3 separate regions of the Homo sapiens genome follow, and all the other regions are linked to region 1. The links are chromatin loops, found by intact Hi-C in ENCODE. Cell type or tissue: IMR-90. All regions are shown on one strand. Region 1 holds the start of RELN (reelin). Region 2 overlaps RELN (reelin). Region 3 overlaps RELN (reelin).

The links. Peaks named below come from ENCODE experiments on the same cell type or tissue, not always from the same donor. Only the 100,000 strongest peaks of a DNase experiment are listed, where the experiment ranks them.
Region 2: a loop joins it to region 1, with 2.7 times the contacts of the local background. A loop is called at or near these places in 2 of 110 quality-filtered maps.
Region 3: a loop joins it to region 1, with 5 times the contacts of the local background. A loop is called at or near these places in 3 of 110 quality-filtered maps.

Annotation. Positions count from the first base shown.
Region 1 is chr7:103,986,847-103,994,846 of GRCh38, forward strand. It overlaps RELN (reelin), which reads right to left and starts at 2,812. Exons shown (of 65, transcript NM_005045.4): 1 at 2,285-2,812. The coding sequence starts at 2,510. In IMR-90, a CTCF peak has its summit at 3,337; no DNase peak of the experiment used is centred here; H3K4me3 peaks cover 2,737 bases; H3K27ac peaks cover 937 bases.
Region 2 is chr7:103,589,246-103,597,245 of GRCh38, forward strand. It overlaps RELN (reelin), which reads right to left. Exons shown (of 65, transcript NM_005045.4): 25 at 7,211-7,416; 26 at 5,076-5,247; 27 at 4,437-4,637; 28 at 351-583. Among named protein-coding and RNA genes, the nearest start is that of SLC26A5, 150 kb to the left of the region's middle. In IMR-90, no CTCF peak of the experiment used is centred here; no DNase peak of the experiment used is centred here; H3K27ac peaks cover 158 bases.
Region 3 is chr7:103,570,379-103,578,378 of GRCh38, forward strand. RELN (reelin) reads right to left here. Exons shown (of 65, transcript NM_005045.4): 29 at 5,170-5,327; 30 at 3,714-3,921; 31 at 1,806-1,882. Among named protein-coding and RNA genes, the nearest start is that of SLC26A5, 130 kb to the left of the region's middle. In IMR-90, a CTCF peak has its summit at 3,283 (motif pointing right); a DNase peak (open chromatin) is centred at 3,303; H3K27ac peaks cover 843 bases.

The DNA.
Region 1 (8,000 bases):
ATTTTGGTCACATATCAAAATGGGCCAACCACAAAAGTACATGAGATTAAGTTTTCCTATTGGCAGTTCAATTCTAACAGAAGCTGTGTGTGTGTGTGTGTGTGTGTGTGTGTGTGTGTGTGTGTGTCTGAATTTTTTAAATTAATTTTCAAAAGCCTAAAAGGAAAAGAGACATACATAAGCATCACTTCATTTTTAAACATGTATTCTACCTGTAGAACATTTTACAAAAAAAAAAAAAAAAACTCTTACTTTAAGGCCTATAGCTACAGCTAGTTCCAAAATCTAAATGTTTAATAAAATAGATAACAGAAATTTAAAATCTGACACAATTCTCAAAGCTTATAATAATTTGACCTTTCATAACTTACATAATACAATTTCTCTACCTTTTCTGGTGGTGGAAAAGAGGTGGAAATTGAGATTCTCCTCCGCAATGTCCAACTTGAAGTATTTACACTTTATTTCTACTCTATGTTATCCATTCCTTTTCAGACTTAGATATGTGATTATGGTGAGTCTTAAGGTGACTTGCATTTGCTATTCAAGGGTGCAAGGGAGCAAAACCAAAGGGTGTATGATATTTTGGTGTTTTTAGTTAAGTTTTCAATATCGAGACCTTCCAAAGGATGTGGAAAACAGAAAAAATAATAATAAAGCTTTGTATCATCACATGGTCTTCCATCATAACCTGACAGTCACGCCTTTGAGACCAGCCTCACTCACTTACCCACCGTTCTCACTGAGAGATCATACCGGGCAAGAACTTTTGCTAAGAGTCGCACGGAGCAGCAGGCTGTCAATCAGGCTTTGGGTTAGGTCTGGTTGCCATCACAGTAGCTGCTCCTTCCACTTAAAGATTCTCATTATCTCAGAAAAGCACTAGATTGTTCTTGGGAAGAGGGCGTAGTAAGCACTTTTATCTAAAAAGGGACTAGTTACAGAACATTAATTTTCCAAAATTATTTCTAAAATTCCACCAAATTAAACTTCTGCTTTACAGACAAGGCTGCCACCATGCCACAAGGAAGTTGTAAAAGCACTGTTTAAAACCTCTAGGAGACGTTTATTTAGGCTAAATATTTTATAATAGATATCAAGGTTTTTTTAAAAACAGAAAAATCTTAAGGATTCTTACAATTTTTAAATGCTTGTCTATCTTAAGTGCTAGCACCCCGTAGATTATCTCCCGCCATGCCAATGATTGTTAGCCTATTAGAGATAGAAACTATTAACAGGAGCCTACTGGACAATGGTTTCTATTTGGTTGGGTATAAATATTTTGGGGTTGAAATTCTAATTAAATAGTGCCTGTCGCTGCTTAAAAGCTCTATAGGCATGAAATGTTCAGAAGTCCCAGAAGAAATACAGAAAAGAGACATTTTTTATTTTTCCACATACTCGATGTACTAGCTTAAAATACATGTACTACATAATATTATATTTCTTGGAGCTAAATTTTATTTCTTCTGTAATGTTTATTTTTGATGCAGGGCTGCATAATGATTCCATTTTTAAGATACCTCTAAATTATAAGGGATTCCAGCCTCTACCTGGAAATTAAAGCTGTGCAGATAAAATACAAAGTCATTAATAAACATCACAAAGATAATTCTAACAAGAAGCACCATGTAAAAGTAAGGCAGGAATCAGAAAAATCATCAATTACTGACATATTAAATCACACTTTCAAAAGAATAGGGAGCTGGAAGCAGCCGCTCCCTTTCAGGAGGGCTGTATGACACTGAATGAAATGCCAGGGACTCCTGGCTGGTGAGCAGCGGGAACTTTGCGGTCGAGCGGCGCGGGGCAGCCACAGACCTGGGCGCTTCAATCTGTCACCAGCCTGCCCGCAAAGCCCAGCGACAGCCCCCAACGCCCCCCCGGGGACCCATCTGGGGGGACCGGGAGCAGGACAAAGGTCTGAAATCCAAGTCCTAGGAGTAAAGAAACAAAATGCGCAGGTTCAATTTAAAGTGCCTGCGGTAAGTACGGGGAGTGAGGGGGAAAGACACCGGCCTCCAAGAATTCTCAGGCGTTTAGCACAAGCACCAGCTCATTACCAGGAGATGCGTTCGGGGAGTGGGGACATGGAGAATGAATCCCAACTTGTGACTCCATTCTCCACTAACTTTATTCTCGCTCCCTGGACCAAGCGCATCGCTGGGGCCAGGGTTGTCATGGTTCTTGTTTCCAAGGCCCCTTGGAAGAAGGAAAGGGATGAGAAAGGTGCGCTGGCGGGCGCACCCGGCGGCGGCGAGCGCGGAGGTGCTGCGGTACCTACCATGGTATTCTTGTCCCGGAACGTAGTAGGTGGGGTTGCCCGCAATATGCAGGGAAATGAGCACCTCGCCCTGCTCCCCATCCCCTTCCAGCTCCCCGTGGTGGGTGCACAGGAAAAAGAAGGGCGAAAAGCGGGGGTAATAGCCAGCCGCCGCGCGCGCCCTCAGCGTCGCCCCCAGCAACAGCGCTAGGAGGAAAGTCTGCCGGGCCCAGCCACTGCGCTCCATGCCGCCGCCGCCGCCGCCGCCGCCGCGCGCCCTACGCGCCGCTCGCTCATTCAGTTTTGGAGACGCCGGGACGGAGGAGCCACGCGGAGAGAAGGCGAGAAGAAGGCGGACGGGAGCGGAACGGGCTCGGGAGCGGGCCTGGGAGCGGGCCCCCGCCGAGAAGTTCCGCGGGAGACGGCGGCTCCCAAAGTTACTTTGGGCCGCGGGAGCGCGGGACCGGGGCTGCGGGCGCCGAGAGCGCGTCGTCTGCCGCCTCCGTGCGCCGCCGCCGCCTCTGCGCGACGCCCCTCGGCCAGGCCTGGGAAAGCGCCCGCCCCGCTCCACACCTTCTTAAAGCCCCGGGCGCCGCGTCCCCCCCGCCGCCGCCACACGTGTCCCGGCCGCTCCCCCGCCCCCGCGCGCCGCCCCGCCCGCCCCCCGCCCTCTCGGGCTGGCTCGGCGGCACCTCGCGCGGCGAGGGGCGCACGCGTCCCCGGAGTCCCCGGCCAGCGCCCGGTTCGCACCCGGGAGGACAGGGAGGGGCGCCCGCCGGGGAGCGGGACGGGGACGCTGTCGAGGACCGCTGAGCCCGCGACTCTTCTGCGAGGGACGTCAAAGCCCCGCAGAGGGCACCTCCCGTCCAGCTGTCTGAAGGGGAAGGCCAGCCCCTTTGGCCGTCAGTGTGCCCTGTTTTTCCTGGGAGGATGCGTGAGGGAAGGAGAGGGGCGGCAGGGACGGCCGCTGGCGCCGGTTTCTTTGTCTGAGCCGGCTGCGTCCCGCGCCCCTCGGGGCTCGCAGTCTGCCAGTCCGGGCGGCCCGCACTCGTTCTGGGAATCCGCCCGAGGCCGCGAACCGCTAGGGGCCCTCGCGCTCCCTTCCCACCCAGGCCCCCTGTCCCTCCCGCCGCGGCCGCCCGGCCCCTCGCGGCAGCGACAGAGCCTCATCTGTAGAGGATTTTAAAATGAGATTAAGCGAAAGTGGAATTGGCAGACTCGAGTGGTGCCTGGAAATGGTGATTTGTGCTGCTCGGTTGTGGGGAATTGTAAGGCAGGAAGGGCTGGCGGAGCTAAGATCCGACAGGCTCTCTTCGCCGGACTGTTCTGTTATTCATTGCTTCTGGGCTCTTCAGGCAGAGATGGGTGTTGTAATTTTTTAAATCAGTGTTTATTTCCTTTAAATGTCGGTTATGACCAATGGCCCTGAAATCGGGGGAGGGAAAAACGTTCAGGGGAGATGCTGGCAGCGGTGATTGAAGCGGGTGGTAATGAGCGGCTGCACATGAACTGCAGGGAAGTGAAATAATCCATAAGCACGTTTTTAACCGAGGACGGCTGGCAGGAGCCCTGCGGCATCCGGAGATGGGGGAGCGGGGTTGCCAGGTTTTAATGCCTCTCCCCACCCACCCTTGGCTTGCCACCAAGCCAGATAAACCCGCACGTACAGAAATGAGTAGATTATAAAATTGGAAGGGATAGTGCCTTTGCCTGCATTTGTGGGGCGAGGGGCGGTGAAAATCAGGGTCCAAGGGGAGACCTCTGTAATCACTTCGTTGCAAAAGGAAGAAATTGTTTTTCTTCCTCTTACTGAGACCGAATGACAGGTAGAAAGGGCCCATTTCTAGCTGGCTTCTTGTTTCCCTTACTTCAAAATCCCCAGAGGCTTAACTGCCATATAAATAATATACAGTGTATACATATATGTATGTGCATATATATATATATGATGTGGTAACAATTGCTACACTGTAGCTCTGCGGGGTGCAGGCTGTGGGGCTAGACGTACTTTAGCTTTTTAATCCTAACACCAACTGGAGAGGCAAAAAATATCCCTATTTCACAAGGGAGGAGGCACTCAGAAATGTTGATAACTTGCCCAAAGTCAGTGACAAAGGCTGGATGCAGGGCAGACTGGCTGGCCTCAGAGGCTCTTGTCCTGCACTGCCCTGCCACAGTCGACAGCCCTAGCTGGAGCAGGTGGTGTTGCCCCAAACAGAATTAGGAGATACTCGCCCACAGCTAACAAGGCTGTTACTGCCTTCCTGTCCAGTCATGTGAATATAGCCAAAGACAAAATTAATCACTTGTAGAAAGAATCCAAAACTATTTAATGTTTTTGGCTTACACTTTTAAAATGTTTAGTTACTATGCACTGAGCACCGTCCTAAGTACTATACATACTAACTCCCTTATTCCTCATAACAATACTGTGGGAAAAGTACCATTGATAGCTTCATTTTACTATGATGAAACAGCACAGGGAGGTTAAGTAACTTGTCCAAGGTCACACAGCTAGTGAGTGCTGTGACTTGAACCCAGGCAGTCTGATTTTGACACACTAACCACTGCAAATCGCCTCTAAAGAATGCATGTTGGTGTTGTTAGAGGGATGGGGGAATAATTATTCTTCATCCAGTGTCAGAATACCTCATTTAATCCTTATATTAGCCTGCAAAGTAGGTATAATTATCTTCATTTTTAAAGAGAAGAAAGTTGAGATTCATAGAAGTTAAAGGAGCTTGGGATCAAGTCTGGCCATGCTTGATGCCAAGGTCGCTGCTTAAATAAACTGTCTTTAGTAAGCGCTGACACTTGGTCCAGGACATGATTGGAATTTAATTCATATAAGGTCCTCAATTCCCAGGAAGTCCCCTTCTTTCCATTGTGTAGTGCACTCTCAGAGAAATATTCTTTCTCGTATCTCTCGACATGGCTTTCTTAACATTCAATTTATGTGACCAAGTTTATTTTTCAATCTTCCCCTTTATTGTGCTTCCTTAATTTTTACCACTTTGCTTTGCTATTACATTTGAATAACTTTTATACTGTTAGCCATGAAGCAAGCTCATATTTCTGGCTACAGCCCTGCAGTTGTTCAGTAACAGACACAAAGACTGTTTTTAAATAATGTCCTGAGTGGTGTTGAGCTGGTCAAGAGGGGAGTAAAAGTTGGTACACTCCAGTCTGCAGTCCTTAGAACTAACATGAATACCTTGTAGAGGCTCAAGTTCATATTTGTTTCATCTCTGACACTTTTTTTGATTAGGCCAGTTCAACTAGTCATTAAAAACTTTTAAATAACCTTTAGAAAATCAGAAAAATACATAAATCATATATAAAATCCATTGAACCGAGAGTAGCATCTTCTTAGTGAGCAACTTACTTGAAATCACGCAATAAGGTGGAAACCCAGGTTAGATAGCAAAACTTCCTGTTTCCCAATTCGTGTGCTAACCCTTACACCTCGTTTCTATTTAGTGAGCCATAATAAGTATCTCCAAGAATATTGGGTCTGCAAAATCCAAAAACCTTCCGAACTAATAGAAAAATAGAGAAGTGCTTTTCCAGAAAAAATGGTTTACATCAAAAACATCTGCAAAAAATAAAAGGTGATGTCAGGTGAAAATGAATAGGCTTGTGGGAAAGGGAGTTTAAAATGGAATGAGATTTATTTTTAATTAAAAGAGTTTTGAAATAGTAATTAGTCTACCAAAAGAATTAAACTAAGTATTCTTAGAAGATAAATCCACTTCTTCTTGATAAGTGGAAATTATTGCCCAGTATTTGAATAATCATAACACGATGGGAATTAAATTCATATATATATATATATTTGCTATGTGTGTGTATATATATATATATATATATCTGCTATATCTCTCTATATATACATGTATATATATACATATATCAGATACATAGCTTTTAAATTATTGGGAGGTGATTCATCCATATGAAATACAAAGAAGACATTAAATTATATTTTAAGGTTGCAAGAATTCACTCATCTGCCTTCCATTGATATTTTTTGAGATGAAGCATTAAACATTTTGGTATATGTGGGAAAGTGAGTCACTATTCTTATTTACCATGTAAAAATCAAACAAAGTTTATAAAATCAAAAAATATGTAAATATAAATATGAAGAGGGTGAACAAACTGAAATCAGTTGACTTATTAGACTCTAAAATGGTAATAAAAGGCCACATGAGAGCAAACCCAATAGCAGCTAATAAACTTATAAAATCTATTACTCATAAGACATGGTACTGTATGATAAAATTGAGGCTCCTAAGCAAAAAACAAAAATCAAAAAAAAAAACACACAAAAATAGACCCTAAAGATCAGTAAGCCTTTTGCAAATGAAATTGCACTGAGAAAGGTGGGATATTAGGGAGTTGGCTCTGTTACGTACGTCCTGCCGGAACATGTTACTTATTGCCACCCCAGATTGAAATACCATGATGAGATAAACTATGGGACAACACAAAGTCATTATATTGTAAGATTTCTGAAACAGAATCTGATTCCTCAACACTAAAAATCCCTTTTTTTAAAGTTTCTCCACTTCCTGGGATTTTCCCTGCCCCTGCTTCTCTCTGGAATGCCCTTCCTGTTTCCTGTGGCCTAACCACACATCTTCCACCCTCCTCTCCCTCACCTCACTTCTTACTTGGCTATAGCAACTCATGCTCCAAGTCTTCTCTCACACATTTTTGCATCTGAGAGATCTTTCCTGATCCCTCATCCTAAATTATGTCCTCTAGACCAGCACTATCCGATATAGTGTCCTAGTCCCCAGGTAGCTATTTAAATTCAAATCAAATTAAATTTAAAAATAAGTTCTTCAGTCACATTAACCACATTTCCAGTATCCAATAGCTAAGGGTGGCTAGTAATGGGATAATCTGTAAGGCTGCACTGTCTGTACTGGACAGTAAGTGCAGACTTACAGATTATCCCATTACTGCAGAAAGTCCTATTAGACAGCACTGTTCTACATTGAAAATGTGAATGAATGCCCAGTCACCAACACATTCATTCAATCAGTATTTATCAGACACCTCCTATGTGCCAAACTGCTGGATGCAGTGGACTCAGTGAATAAAGCTAATACAGTGCCCACCCGTTTGGCATCTACAATCTAGTGCTGGGGACAGACAGTAAACTCATACAATAAACAAGATTATTTCTGACACTGGTAAATGCTATGAAGAAATAAAACCAGATGATGTGGTAGAGAGTGTCTAGGGCAGGGAGGCTACTGTAGATTGGAGAGTCAGGGAAAGCTTCTCTGAAAGAGTGTAATTGGAGCTAACACTTCATTAATACGGAAGAGTCCATCATGTTAACATGTGGGGGAAAGAGCAGTTCAGCTGGAGAGATCAGATAATATAAAGGCCCTGAAGCAGGGCTATGCTTGAGATGTCCAAGGCTTAGGAAAGATAGCAAGAAAAGGGAAGAGTGAGGCTGGGCACAGTGGCTCATGCCTGTAATCCCAGCACTTTGGGAGGCTGAGGCAGGAGGATCACTTGAGGCCAGGAGTCTGAGGCTGGCCTGAGAAACATAGCGAGACCCTATTTCTACAAAAGATTTTAAAATTAGCCAGGCATGGGGGTGCATGCTTGTAGTCCCAGCTACTTGGGAGGCTGAAGTAGGAGGATTGCCTGAGCCCAGGAGTTCAAGGTTGCAGTGAACTATGATTGCATCACTGTATTCCAGCCTGGGCAACAG
Region 2 (8,000 bases), 400 kb before region 1:
TACCCACCATGGTGATACACATTTATACATTTTGCTTTTTGACCTATTTCTTTATGTATACATTTTGTCTGCTCATAAATGTTAAGCCATTGCAACAGTCTTTAGTATATCTGAATGTTTATGCTTGCAAAAATAAGTATTGTGTAAAGTGGCCTATGAAGTGTTCTGTCATGTTTTTATGTTTCTCAGATAAATCCCCTTTTAAGATATAAATAAATGTTTTAAAAATTATTTTTCCCAGAATTGTATTTTCGGGGTTTTGATCTTTCAGGATTACAACATTTAGGGTTATAGCATTTGGGACTGTGTCTTTCTTAATGGCCCAAACCCATTAAGAATGATTACTTTACCTGGATGCAAGAGACCTTGGAATAACAATGGTGATTCTTGTCCATTCTTCAAAGTCCCCTGTGTGATACATGGTGGGCTCACTTAGTTCTCTGGAGTTTCCTTCGCATCCTTTGCCTGCAGAAGCCGGGTAACAGCCTTCTTTCACCAGAAACCAGGACATACCAGCATCATGAGAGTACTGAAGAAGAACTGGAGCAGTACTGCTGAATTGATTGGCACAACCTATGTTTAGCTGTTAAAAGGAAGGACAAGAATTATACAAGATTTTGGTTCTAAGTCATCACTCAACAAATTAGATGCTACAGCATCCAGGGTGCCTTCCAATGGGTCTGCACTGAATTTACAATGATAGGAATTGTGAGCTCAGTCCCAACCAAGACCCTTCAATAGATTCTGGAATTCTTTGTTTAAGCAAACAATAGGTACTTTTTACTAGAAAACTGGACTCATTTTGTGGATTTCTTGGGATTATAGGAGAGAAGAGAGAAGCACAGTGTATGTGGTTCTTGAGTCTCAGACAAAAGATATGCCAAGAAGCTGCTTTTTTCTCCCTCCTCAGAGGGTACAGACAGAGGAAACCATAAGATGGAGAAGCAGCTGTCTTCTTCAGTACAGGAAGGTTTCAGTGGAACAAGCATCCTCCTTCTGTTTCCTTGCCAAAGCTCATTAAAGATCAGTGTCAACCGGCTGGGTGCGGTGGCTCATGCCTGTAATCCCAGCACTTTGGGAGGCTGAGGCGGGTGGATCATGAGGTCAGGAGTTCAAGACTAGCATGGCCAAGATGGTAAAACCCTGTCTCTACTAAAAATACAAAAATTAGCCAGCGTGGTGGCGGGCACCTGTAATCCCAGCTACTCGGGAGGCTGAGGCAGAGAATTGCTTGAACCTGGGAGGCGGAGGTTGCAGTGAGCTGAGATCACGCCATTGCACTCCAGCCTGGGTGACAGAGCCAGACTCCATCTCAACAATAAATAAATAAATAAATAAATAAATAAATAAATAAATATAAAATAAAATCAGTGTCAACTTAGATGAAACAGCTGAGTGTTTATCACAGCATCAAATAAGCAACATGATCCAGAAATGAAACTGTTACTGTTTGGTGTACTTGTATGGAGGACTCATCATAGGATTAACAACATTTAAAAAATGGTAAAAATACAACTTAAATCCCACTGGCCTATCATAACTGTCCTTTCTTTTCTATTTTCTCTTCTGATCTTTATAGGGAAGCTATATTTTGGTCCTACAGTTGAAGTTATTACACATCTAGAGCTTTCCTCCACATTCTGTTATACATAGCGTTGCAGAGAATATACCTTTCTTCTTTGATTTGTCATCACCAGATAAATTCCTGAGAGTAGCATTAAGGAGTCAAAATGTAGAAACACTTAAAATTTTCTAGTTATCTGTGCTCATTTTGTATTGGCTGAGTCCAAATGAATCAGTTTAGGCATTGGGTATTATAGTTTAAGACAGTTTATTTCCAAATAAATGTGTAAATGAATTTTATTACACTTTTCATAATTATAAATGTCAAACTCTTTTTCTCATGTTCATTTAATTACCTGCCATCTTATATGAATGGCTTATTTACATCTTATTTCATTTGTTGGCGGGAGCCACAAATTTTGTTGTAAAAGACTTTACTAAATAAGAATAGTCTGATTTTTAGAAGGAAAATTGAAATCAGGAATGAAAAGAACATGATACGACAAAAAAATAAAGGGAGAGACATGGACTAATAATATTGAGCCATAGCTCAGGAGGTCAATCAGTTAATCCTCATGACTGTAAGGCAGCTTTATCTAGTTTTTAAAAAGAAGATTTAGTATCTTCTTTATTTCCATACTCACAGCTAGAAAGCATCTCTCAGAGAATTTATAATTTGGTTAGTAGAAATTTTATTGTGCACAATTTATCCAAGTTTATATAGTAAAACATCAAGAATATAATTAAAAACTTAACCCTCTCAGATGCATGATTAAACTCTTCTAACACAAATTCCTTTTACTGCATTATTCAATAGTAACAGTGGCCTTTGGTTGGTGTGTGGTGAGAGCAGCCACATTGGGCACACCTAGTTAACTTTTTGTCTTAAATTTGCCATGATTGCTGTTGTTTCTAACACAGACAAGTGGTTGGAACTTGAAGTTCTGTGACAAGTTCGTGCTTTAGAAATCAGATATAGGGTAGTGTAGACATACTCTCAGCTGTATTAAACATAAAATTTATCTTAAACTTTCCATTCAGGATTTAGGCCTACCTTCAACAAATATTTATTTGTGTACCTTCTATGGATCAGATACATATGTTTAAGTCTCTCCTATCTTTAAAAATAAAAATAAAACAAAAGAAAATAAAAATTCTCCCTGATTTTTGGTCTCCCTCTAACTACACAGCTAAACAAATTGAGAGAAAGGTCGTATTCACTGTGTAGACCTCTTTACTCAACATTTTAAAATCCATTGTAATCTGAATTTTGTTATATAGGTAAACTGTGTGTCTCGGGAGTTTGCTGTACAGATCACTTTGTCACCCAGGTAATAAGCATACTACCCAATAGGTAGTTTTTTGATCCTCTCCCTTCTCCTACCTTTCATCCTTAAGTAGGCCCCAGTGTCTGCTGTTCCCCTACGTGTCCATGTGTTCTCATTGTTTAGCTGCCACTTACAAGTGAGAACATGTGGCATCTGTTTTTCTGTTCCTTTATTAGTTTGCCTAGGATAATGGCCTCCAGCTCCACTCATGTTGCTATAAAAGTCATGATGTCATCCTTTTTTATGGCTGTGTAGTGTTCCATGGTGTATATGTACCACATTTTCTTTATCCAGTCTACCACAGATGAGCATTTAGGTGGTCTTTGCTAGTGTCAGTAGTGGTTTGATGAACATACACATGCATGTGTCTTTATGGTAGAATGATTTATACTTCTTTGAGTATATACCTAATAATGGGATTGCTGGGTCAAATGGTAGAGAATTAAGATTTTTCCTAAGCAGTGTGCATTCCTGATCATTGTTTAAATGCTTGAAATATTTAACACTATTTTTTAAATTTAGATTTTAAAAATTTCAGAATATTATCTTGCAGACTTTAATACCTACACAACCATGGTTTGTGATTAATTAAATAGAAAAGGTGTCAGATGAGAAACAGCATAGTGTTCTGCAAATATATTTGCTATTAACATTATTTTGTTACTACTTTAGGTATTACCAACAAATGAATATAGATTCATATATTGTTATTGATATTTTTCCATTGTAGTTTAGCATCAGAATCTAAACAAGGAAGGGTTACATTTTACTAATCATATTATTTATGACTCACTTCCTTGTTTACAGACCTGTGGAAATTGTATTTGAAGAGCTGCCTATAAACATCTGATCTCTTTAATAATTCCATTTGTAAATTATTTAGCATCTGCATCCTGCCATTATGTAAGGACCATGTAGTTGTGCTAGCTCATTAAAACTGCATTACTTTCAACCCCAGAAGTCACCTATGGGATTTTATTATAAACACAATGAAATTTTGATTAGGGTTCTGAAACAAGACCTTGTCAAAGTAAATACTTGCTATACATGTTGATATGTTATCACAGAGCTGAAAAACAAGAAGCTTTTAAGAGAACAATGATGACTGGAGTAAAAATTTACTGAATTTAAGTAAGATAATTTGTTTGAAAATAATACAGCAAAAGCATAAAATACCTTGTAAGTTCAAATACCACTAGCAAGATGAAAAGGACAACTTATTCATCATCGTTTAGAAGCTTGAGATTCATTAAGTCACAATCAGATTGAAGTTCTAAAAGTCAATTTTATTTTTAATTCTGGTAGAGTTCCTTGAGTACCTAAAGAAATGGTATACCCACAACTTTTGGGACTCCTTAAAAACTAATAACTGCTTTCGAGTAGAGCTGAAAAGCTTCGCAATTCTAACACTGTTAAGCTTTCGTACAGGTGAGTCCCTTCTTTAATAGAATATGAAAAATTTGTGTTCTTTGTGAGTTCCACTTATACATCTGGAAGATATTTTACTCCTTAACTTGCTCTGGGAAGAAGCTTGTGCATAAATACCTTGAACTGTAGCACATATCCAGGTTTCAGGGTCAAATCTCGAGTTACTGCAAATCGATCTCCATCTGATTTTCCAAATATCATTGCTGATGGTGTGGCAGCACAGAAGGTTTCATTTTTAACCATTCCTTCATTAGCCAACATCAACCACACACTCATCTGATTCATAGGGTAATCAAAAGCTGGCTTCTCATAAAAGTTCTAATAGAAACAATACAAATAAAACAAAAGGCAATTTGATAGCTTTGAAAACAAGAAAGGAATTTTCATTTCATGACATGCTGGGCCATGTACCATTTGCATTTCTAGGAAAACACAGAAGAATCTCTATTTTTTTTTACTGCTATTAACTTTTTCTCCTGATGATTCAACAACTGAAAGTATTTTACCACTGTGTATCTAATCATTTTATAAACACACTAACGATTTTGCTTGATGATTTAACCAGACTTCAGTCTTTTTTACATCTAAATTATCTGTGAAGTGGTAGCATAGAGAGGTAACAAAAAATTAAGTACAAGCCCTTAAACTTATATTATACATTCAGTGTCAAGCACTAAATCCTTAAGGAAATGAGTTCTTTATGCCATTCACTTTTATAATTATCTGTCTTCTTGGAGTTCAGACATAGGAGAATACCTGAGGTAAAGTTGGATTGATAACTGGGATGATCTGCTTCTGCTTCTCGGACAGAATGATGATGTCATCGACTGCCCACTGGTCATAGTCCTCCCCTGAGAACACGGGCTGCCACCAGCGGAACCTGGTGCAAGGGGTCTTGGCAGCAGCTGGAAGCTCCAGATAGACAAATCTGAATAAAAGTAAATCATTTACGGTTGGGAAAACAAAAGCTGTGCTTTTTTTTTTTCAGCTATTAAAACAACAAGGGTAACAACAAGAGAAAAGTTTTGTTTGGTTTGATCTCAATATTTTCCAAAAGCCCGTAAGTTTGGACATATCAGACTTGAGGTTTAACCTTGTAGGCAGGTTTAGTCCTGGTCATGTTTATTTCATTTGGAATTGTATCTTTTGGAGAAGAGGGAGAATATTTCAACTGAGTTTGATTCATTGAACTATATCTTTTGACTACCATGACAATGGTCATAACTTTTTAAAGAAATATCAAGATAAAATTGTTTAATACTATTACATGAAGATAATATTTAACATTTTTTTCAAAGGAATTCTTTCTCATTGTGGGAAAACATAAAAATGCATTAAAAATGAAACATAAATTGCCCATAATCTACTACATAGCGTTGGCTTCTGTTAACATTTTGATGTATCTCTTCACAGCTTATAATCTTTTATATAGGCAAGGCATTATACGTATAATTTGGTGATCTACATTTTAAAACTTAACATTACATCATAAGTACATTCTCATGTTAGTAAAACTATATTTTAAAATAATTTTGTGTATGTAATTTTTCATCACAAAGACATGCTATTCTGCAATTTGAGGAAGCCATTACATTTTTATTTACTTATAGAGTTACCTAGTCACCTTACTGAACTCTCAATAATTTCAGATTCACATATTACTTGGAAAAAATAATTTGAGTTATTTAAAATTATTGTTTAAGCCAGTTTGGCACCATTATCAATTCCCTCTCTACTATATTGCATCTAGGAGAATCTCACAAGGCTTCATCTCCCACCCTTTTCCTATGATATCTCTCGTTTCATCCAGTTGCCTTTTTTCTGTTTTCTCCTTCTCCCCTAAATCCCTTAGAAGAAATGCTTTCTGTTGGTCTGTTTGCATGTCTACTTATGTTTTATCATGGTAAGTTCTGTCACCTTTAAATGACCTAATACTTTAAAAAGTCAAACTTATGAACCTTCAATCTACAAAATAGGTATGCTTTAAGTAAAATGTTTAAAACATATTCAGTCTGTAAGAACTGGGTTTATATAGTCTTAAATAATTTTTTTTCAATAAACAAGTCTCATTTGTAAAATGAAAACAGGGACAAGATCCATATATTAAAACTTAATAGTAGTCAACATACAAAAAATTATTTTTTTGTTAAAATGAAAATACAGAGATTATAAAAAGTATTCTAAAATAATATCATTGAATAGACTTTAATAATACTTATATAAAATATAAATACAGAATTTCAAAATACTACATAATTGCAAAAGAACTAAATTTAAATACATATAAATACATTGCCTGGTACTGGTATTAGTATTAAACACGAGTCATCTCCCCAAACTCTTCAACAGTCATTGCCTAAGATATTTTATTACATATATTCCCAATACATCAAAATTAAGACAGGGATAGGCCAGGGCAAAATTTTTAGAAAATCTGAGCTCTATACACTTACTCATACACTGTTTAGGGATAGCCCTTGGTGCAGCCATGTGAAACACTTTAACAAAAAAATCCATCTTACTGTTAAATCTAAGAGCTAAGCATAATTTGTGTGTGCATTAAAAATAATCAAACAAGCCTGCAAATGGGAAAATGAGCGTGGAACATCCCCATATTCCATGGTTTCTTTGAGTAAACAGTGGTTACGTATCTTGCTTTTCTTCTAGTCACAAGCTTTAAAAAATCTTTAAAAATTCAAACATGAATACAAATGCTTTCTGTCCAGTCACTTAAGTGAAATAAAATCTTTATATACTGGGCTATCATTCATGTTAAATTTTTATAGGTTTGTCTATTTTTGCAACAGTTAACATTTTGGAAACACATCAACAATGATTTAACCTTTACCATTCCTGGAAACTAATGCGAGGACCATCAGGTGGGTAGTTACCTGGGTTTGCTGAAGTCTGAAAAGTACATCTCTGCTAGCAGGTGCCACTGGATGCCCCCATTGTTGCTGTACTGAAGGAGGACGCCCTCCTCTCTGCTGTCAGGCTTGTTGCATGAAGCACTCTCTCCGCCTATCTGGATGTAGAACTGGACAAAGTCCACCCAAGAAGTATCCAGGTCCCAACTCACCAGCTGTCTTTTCCCAGCCTTTCAGAAAAGAAGAAAAATCAAATTCAGTAATCTGGGAGTTCTTTGGCATTTTGTTGTTTCAGTTCCAAATTCACATGGACATCTTAGCACTATGTGGAAATGGTCTCGTCCCCATTTATTGTGGAGAGAGGGCAGTCATGCCATTTAGTTGTTTCTGATCCGACTACGGTAACTGTTGCTGGATACCTTTGGTTAATGTCTACATTACTGATTCCCAGGCTGGGTTATGAGAGACCCTTGGGAATTGCTAATTACACCAAGAGTACTAAAAAGCTTTTTAAAATTTTAACGAAAACACTCTGAATCCTTACTTTGCATATTTCCTCTAGGCAGAACCATGCAGATGAAAGACCATCTATTTGAAATCTGTTGGAGCTGGGTTTGAATCTCAGCCCATTATTCATACTGATCACTAGCTGTGTGACCTTTCTGAGCTTTTATTTTCCTCAAAGGTACAATATGGATAATAATACCTTCCTCATATGGTGTTGTGACAATTAGATGAAATAACATGTTGCATGGAACTTGCTAGTACACAGCATGCCTTCCAGAGGGAACATCCTCTCCAGAGATATGGCCCT
Region 3 (8,000 bases), 420 kb before region 1:
ATGTATCAAATGTCACTTCCTTGGTGAGTCCCCATCCAGACTATTTTTGAATCTAAATCAGCACCTCCCACTGCATAAATTTACTTTCCACCTCATCAGCCTATTTGTTTCTGTCTAGCCCTTACAATCTAACATTTTCTTGCTTATTTCTTTTCTTGATTGCTTACTATCTGAGTCTTCTCACTAGAATGTAAGTTCCCCTGAGGGCAGGGATCTACCCTTAGGTGGTCATTAGTGCCCCACTGGTTCTTCACTCTCTAGCACATGGTAGGTTTACGCTTCTTTTCCCTTCACCACACTTTCTCTTTCCCTCTGTCACATGGCTGGCAACATCCAGAATCTACGCAGCAGCCACCTTATTATTCTGGGTGCTGGAATGAGGACCTCGGATGACCCATGAAGAAAATGTAGCACAGGGGAGAAATCATTTTATTTAGCCCACTGATATTTAGAGGTTTATTATTATTAGAGGTTTATTATTATTATTGCAGCATAACCTACCTCATGATGAGGGACATATGTCTTTTGGTGATATTGTATCAATAAAAGCACCTAGAACAATGTCTGGCTTAGAACAGATTCTTAATAAATATTTATTGAAGAGATTAGGGAATGCAAAAATGGTCTATAAAAGCTTCTATACTGCTTCAGTAAATAGATGACTTGGATAATTACTAGACTAAAAGTACTAAGATATTCAGAAAAAGTTATTAAACCTTTCAGTTAGTGATAATATGGCCAAGGAAATGGAGAGCTGATGAACACAGCTGTTGGTAGCTCTACTGACTAATAGGTATTGTTTAAGCCAATGTGTTTTACACAGTCATACTGAGATATTAACAAACTTAGAAGGTGCAAACTCTTTACATGTTGCTGAGACCACGGTTTGGAGGAGGATGCATCTGAGAAACCTATGAATTTTGTGTGAGGAGTCAGTTCACATTCAAGGTCCCCTAAGGAATTATATCATATCTGTAGAGCTCCCAGAGGCCACCTATGCTTCAAGCCTTTTGCATTTCTTTCAGAACTGAATCATTTGAGGCAGAAGATGGTATGAGTGCCTAGGGAGGGTGGAGTTCAGTGCAAGGAGAGAAGCAGTATAGTATGATGGTTATGGCATACATTCTGGAGCCAGTGTGAGTGGTTTGAATCCCTGCTCATCCACTTATTTAGTGCATGATCATGGGCAGGTTACTTGACCTTTCGGTGCCTCAGTTTCTACATCTGCAAAATAGAACTAATTATATTACTTATGGCAAAAGGGTATGCTGGAAATAAAATGAATTAACACCAGTAAAACACGTGGGATAGTGTCTTGCATATAATAAGTCTCAGTAAAAGATAACATTTATTATTGCCAAGAACTGCTCCTCCTACACAAGGATTCTGGTCTGCCCGGAATATAAGTTTATGGGCCGAAGTAGACTTTGATCTGCATTCAGTAATGCCCTATGCAAACAAGTCTCTAGCTTCCATGCTATATGTAAGAGTCTCTGCTATTGTTTTGGGATTTTTTTTTGTGCCTCCCTGCGGATAGTATAAAGGAATAGGGTTCCCTAAAACAAATGGCACTTTGATTCTGCCTACACCCAGAGCAGACATGATATATTTCAGGCCTAAGGATCTGTACAAGAAATCTTAGAGATCTTGGCTCTGTGCAGCCACCGATTCTACAAAGCAGAAGAGAAGAGAAGGAATGATTCAGGGTAATGTATCAGTTTTCAAAATCCTGGCCAAACTTTGGGAGGATAAAGGACTAATCTGCCAATAGTAACTGTAATTTCCATGGAAATACAGCAGCTTACCTTCATTTCTAGTTCTTGGTTTGATGCAGGTAATGCCTGAAGTTTTGCTTCCAATTTGTATATAAAATTGAACAAGTCTGGGGAATAAAAACTTTAGTTTACTTACAAACAAGAGTTCAGAAGAGCTGTAAGCATTAGCGTTTTGACACATTAGAAAAAAACCCTCCTGTATTTATTAAGTACTACTTTCAAACTCAAAGGGCATATGAGAAGCAGAAAATACATAAATTATAGTAAGTTAATTCTGTAACCATTTAGAAGAAGTTAATTAATATGACCATTCATTTTATTCTGTAATAATGAGCTAAACAAAAGGAAACCGTTGAATATCACTTCATTGTGACAGTCTGTTATAATTTATTTTTTTTTTTGAGACGGAGTCTTGCTCTGTTGCCCAGGCTGGAATGCAGTGGCGTGATCTCGACTCACTGCAAGCTCCGCCCCCCAGGTTCACGCCATTCTCCTGCCTCAGCATCCCGAGTAGCTGGGACTACAGGTGCCCGCCACCACGCCTGGCTAATTTCCTTTTGTATTTTTAGTAGAGACGGGGCTAACACGGTGAAACCCCGTCTCTACTAAAAATACAGTCTGTTATAATTTAATGGAATTACAAAAATGGAAATTCCTTAAATCTAGTTAACACTATCCTTGGAAACTCAAGATGAAGATTTTTTAAAATTATACTTTAGTTTCTGGGATACATGTGCAGAACGTGCAGGTTTGTTACATAGGTATACACATGCCATGGTGGTTTGCTGCACCCATCAACCTGTCATCTACGTTAGGCATTTGTTGCCCAGGCTGGAGTGCAGTGGCGCGATCTTGACTCACTTCAACCTCTGCCTCTTGGGCCCAAGCGATCCTCCTGCCTCAGCCTCCTGAGTAGCTGGAACTACAGGCATGCGCCACCACACCCGGCTAATTTTTCTATTTTCAGTAGAGACAGGGTTTTGCCATGTTGGCCAGGAGCTGGTCTTGAATTCCTGACCTCAAGTGATCCACCTGCCTCAGTCTCCCAAAGTGCTGGCATTACAGGTGTGAGCTACCGCATCCAGCCAAGATGAGGAAAAATCTAACTTAAGAAGCTGAATACCATATTTGTTTAGAGTCAGATAATTACCTGTCAGTTGCTGATTTAGACTCACTTGGCTAAATTTTTCACAGCAGGCCTTCAGTCAGTACGATGTAAATTATGCCTCAGTCCATAGCGACTGACAGAGAGTACCTGCTTGACAGGCACACCTCTGAGAGAACAATGCAGATGGAAAGGGAAGGAAATTGAAGGAAGGAAAAATATGACACAGGACCCCAGATTTTGTGAGGAGGTCTAAAAATTTTAAACATTTTCTCTATTTCCTTTCTTCCACTTCTCAAATAATTTAATTGCTCTTTTAAAAAGCAGTTTTATTTTAGGTGTGCTATTATTTCATTTGATCTTAAAAACCAAACAGTTCTTTATTTTACCAGTAGGTGTCAGTGTAGGCATTTAAAATTTCTGGGGACCATTTTCAATAAGTGAATACAAATCAACTTAGATAAATGAGGACGCATCAATTTCAGACATAGAATGTAAGGTTGGAAAAATCTTTGTTTCACACGGCACATGCTAAGAATAATACCAAATGGTTTTCATAATAATATCAAACTTCAGAAAATCAAGCTGGCATACCCTAGACACACAGGCCTTGGTGATGACCACACATGGATTTATGAATTGCAGCATGGTCTTTGTAGAAACCACCTATTTTATTCCAAAGCTAAAGTTATCTTCATTTTTACATATCATAATCTATATACAGAAACATTATTGTATATATTCCCAATAACAGAACAGAATGTTTTAAGTTAGACTACATCGTGTGGTAAATAATATGTTTGTGAAAAAGTATACCAGTTAATACTTGTTACCTGATATTCCTGGTGTCCAGAGGGACCGTCCGGGCTTCCCTTTTCCCAGGGCCATTGAAGTAGAGAGATTTGCCATCGTTAAGTGTTCCACAGCCAGTTCCAACCTGGGCACCTGTTATCTTGTACCACAGAGGGCTGAGCTTCCCCTCAAACCTATCGAACATCTCATTGTGATTGGGGACATTTGACACACAGGTTCCTTGTGCAGCTTCAGAAAAAGAAATAGAGAGGAGAGATGCTTTGTTGGAATCATTCAAAACGAGGTCTATTCAACACATGGGCAAAGGAAGAATGTCCATAGGGATTAACATTAGGGAGAGAGGCCACATGAAAATTTGTATCTCACAACTGTCGGTCTGAAAGACAGCCATCACTACCATCATCAAAAACACTATTCTGCCTCTGTAAATTTTTATTTTTTAATAGAGACAGACATTGGGAAGACATTGGGAACCATACCTTTTCGTAGTTCCTGCTACTGAGGATTTGTGTAAACTGAGAAACAGATTTCATCCACAATAAAACTTGCTCATTTGTTATCCTTCTATTCTAGGATCAATAGGGGCAGTCAGTCTCAAATTTAAAAAAAATCCTTGAAACTGTGAGTGACAGCACTCTCCATAGAAGGCCTGCAACAACATATGTTTGTCTTTGGTCACGTGCCAGATGAAGGCTGGGATACTGAAAAGCTGGGAAGAAGCCTTTTGAAGTTGTCTCCAGGAAAAATAATAAAAAAAAAGATTTTGAAGCTTATAATATTTTCTCCAATTTTCCTCTTTAATCTCAGCTCTTTTCATTTTTGCTTGCAGCAACATCCAAAGGTCACTGTGCTCAGAGATACTTTTTTTGTAAAGTACTCTTTTGGCAGACTTGGGTTTATCCTAAGATGCATTTTTATTTTAAATGTAAAAAATAACGTTTCCTATAGTGATGTAGAGGGCTCACAGAGGCCATGCAGCCATGCAGCATGTGGTTAAGAGCTTGGGTTTGGGTTTTGGAGAATGACTGCCAGGGTTTGATACTCAGCTCCAGCAACTCCCAGCTGAATGATCTTGGGATAGTTATTAAATCTCTCTGTGCCTCAGTTTCCTTAAATATAAATAGGGTTTACAGTACTATGACAGAGTTATTGTTAGAATTAAAGGGGATGAAATAAAAAGAACCTCAATGTCTGGCATGAAGTAGGACCTCAAGCAGTATTAATTATTATTGCTATGAATAATAAACAAATCCTCTTTAGGAAATGAAATTTGTATTAGTATGTTTCCTTTTTGGAGCAGCTCAAAACTACAAAATATCCTAGCACCTCATGTGCCTGGGTTGTGAATTCCTACAATTCCTAGACTTAAAGAGGAATAAATTCAGAATTTATTTCTTTGGGAGAATAACATGAAACACAGCAACTAGAGATGACTATTTTACAATAAAACCCTCAGACACATGTATTTAGCCTTACCAGTATATCCCAGGTCACAGAAACACACTCCTGAAATGCAGTCCCCATGGCCACTGCAGTAACTGGGACAAGGCTCGGATATGTACACTCCATCTAAACCAAATGGAGGCACGTTTTTCTGTGAGCTGCTCTCCTGGATCCATCGGAATCTGGTCTTGCTGTTGGGAAAAACAACACACCTGTTTCTTGTACCAACATCTCATATCAAAGCATTGGAATATAGAAAAATTCAGAAAAACTCAACAGAGACTTAATATTTATTTGAAAGTCATGTCTGCTTGACTGCACTTAACCTTCATAAGCTGTCTCTCAGACCTTTCTCTCTCTCTCTCTTTTTTTTCTTTTTTTGAGACAGCATCTTGCTCTGTCAACCAGGCTGGAGTGCAGTAGGGTGATCTCAGCTCCCTGTAACCTCCGCCTTCCAGGTTCAAGAGATTCTCTTTGGGAGGCCGAGGTGGGCGGATCACAAGGTCAGGAGATTGAGACCATCCTGGCTAACACGGTGAAACCCTGTCTCTACTAAAAATAGAAAAAGTAGCCGGGCGTGGTGGCACGTGCTTGTAGTCCCAGCTACTTGGGAGGCTGAGGCAGGAGAATTGCTTCAACCAGGGAGGCAGAGGATGCAGTGAGCTGGGATCGCACCTTTGCACTCCATCCAGCCTGGGTGACAGGGCGAGACTCCGTCTCAAAAAAAAAATTCTCGTGCTTCAGCCTCCCGAGTAGCTGAGATTACAGGCACATGCCACAATGCCCAGCTAATCTTTGTATTTTTAGTAGAGATGAGGTTTCACTACGTTGGCCAGGCTGGTCTCAAACTCCTGGCTTTATGTGATCTGCCCGCCTCAGCCTCCCAAAGTACTGGGATTACAGATGTGAGCCACCATGCGCAGATTGATTTCTTTTTCAGCATAAATGTTTGAATATTTTCTCACCTTCTGCTCTTTTAATAATAAAATCCAGATAGATATTCCATTATTTTACTCAATTAATATTTCACCCTTCTATCACACTCAGTTTATGGATATCTGCAGAAGAGGCTGTTTGGGAATGTTTGAAACAATCTGTCTTTCTTAGGACAGATAAGGGAACTCTGGCTATTTGCTATTGACATGCTTCAGGCAGGGAAGAGTTAAGTTTGTACCGACAGCTCTATTCACCTGCGCCTTCCCTCCTTTCCTCTTCATCTCTCATCTTTAAATCACAAACACCAGTTTTAACTGCCAAAGAACAAAAGAAGGACCTAGTCCCAGTACTTCAAAACCCTGGAACACTAGTGGGCTGGGCTACTGCCCAGTTTTGAGGTTGCCAATAGTTTTGAGGTTGCCAAACTAAAATTTGTCCCAATTGCTTTCCAATTTTTAAAATACATCTTTTCTTTTCCAACATATGGAAACACGTGCACACACGCACACACACACACACATATGTACACACACTCCTATAATTTCATACCAGGGAACTATCTCTTCCTTCTCAGTTCCGCTATAATCAAAGGATGAAGATGTATTGGTGTATCCACATTCCAATTTATTTTGCTGCCAATATTTATAGACTTTTGAGTTAATCCAGCTTCTTAGTACACAAGGATAAAGAATCTTAAAGATTAATGAAGGTTGTTAAGGACAACTGTAGATAAAGACAGCTCCCTCTCCCCTCTATTATTGTGAGGATAACATGGCAAGATCAGAATGGATTTCTTTTTGGCTCTTCAAGTGGCTTTGGAAATTTGGCAGCAATGAACCATAACCTTGGCTTTTTTCCCCCCTTCATTATTTTAAGTTACCTACTCATGGCAACTTTATAAACTGTAGCCAGTAATGTTGTTTATTAGGTTTAAAAATGTTCAGAGATAATTGCCTATTAACGTAAGCCCCAAGCCCCCGTTTCAGTGTAAGAGGAAGGTGAACATACAAATGTATTTCCTTTGCAGCTAATTTGAAATATATTGATCTTATTCTTTTTAAGGTAAAAAGAATTGAATTAAAGAAGTTTAGAAAAACAAAGCAAAAGCAAAAAAAAAAAAAAAAAGTACAATTGTCTTAGTGTCACGGACCTTGGGAAAATTCCTTCCCTTGGAGCTGTAACATTATTCAGCCTCTGAAGGTATTTGTCCTCTTGAAGGAAGTAAATGGAATTAATGTACACCAGCATTTGTCAACTACTCTTAAGGAAAATGTTAAGGCCTCTATGCCGCTTCCAAAAGATAGACTGCATGTCTGTGATAAATGAGGAAAACATGCCAATTCCCTAATACAAGTCCTCTTGGATTAGAAGTCATGCTTGCTGCTTCTTTTTTATGTTTCTATGATAGAACCCAGAGAAACATGGATCCACAGCATCTGTGGTAAGGAAAGTGATGAAAGAGAAAGGAAAACTTCTTTCCCCAGCTTCAGGCTCTCTCACCTGGGCAAGATGAGGGCATCTCTCCATCAGCTGCCCCATTTCATGGAAGAAGCCAGCTCAGATTTGGGCCCAGAAGAATTCAGAGGGTTGAAGAATCCTAAGTTTAGGTAGAATTTTAGAAAAAGTTTTGGCAATTTGATAGTGAATGAAGGACAAGTGAAATCCTTTGACCTGTCTCTGATTCTTGGGCTCTTATAGTTTTTATAGTTTTTATTATTATAAGAGAATCAAGTTCTGATTTGGCCAGAGTGAGGAGGTATCCTTGTTTGCAGTTATAGATCCTAAGGCTTCTATAGACCCAAGAAGCAGAATGCACTGTTATATGTTTGAGACGGTAAAAGACCCCAGGAGCTCAGTACTAAGGAACGCTTATTTAGATTTAAAAAAGAAAAACACCAAAAGACTAATCATTTGGTTAATAGGGTAAG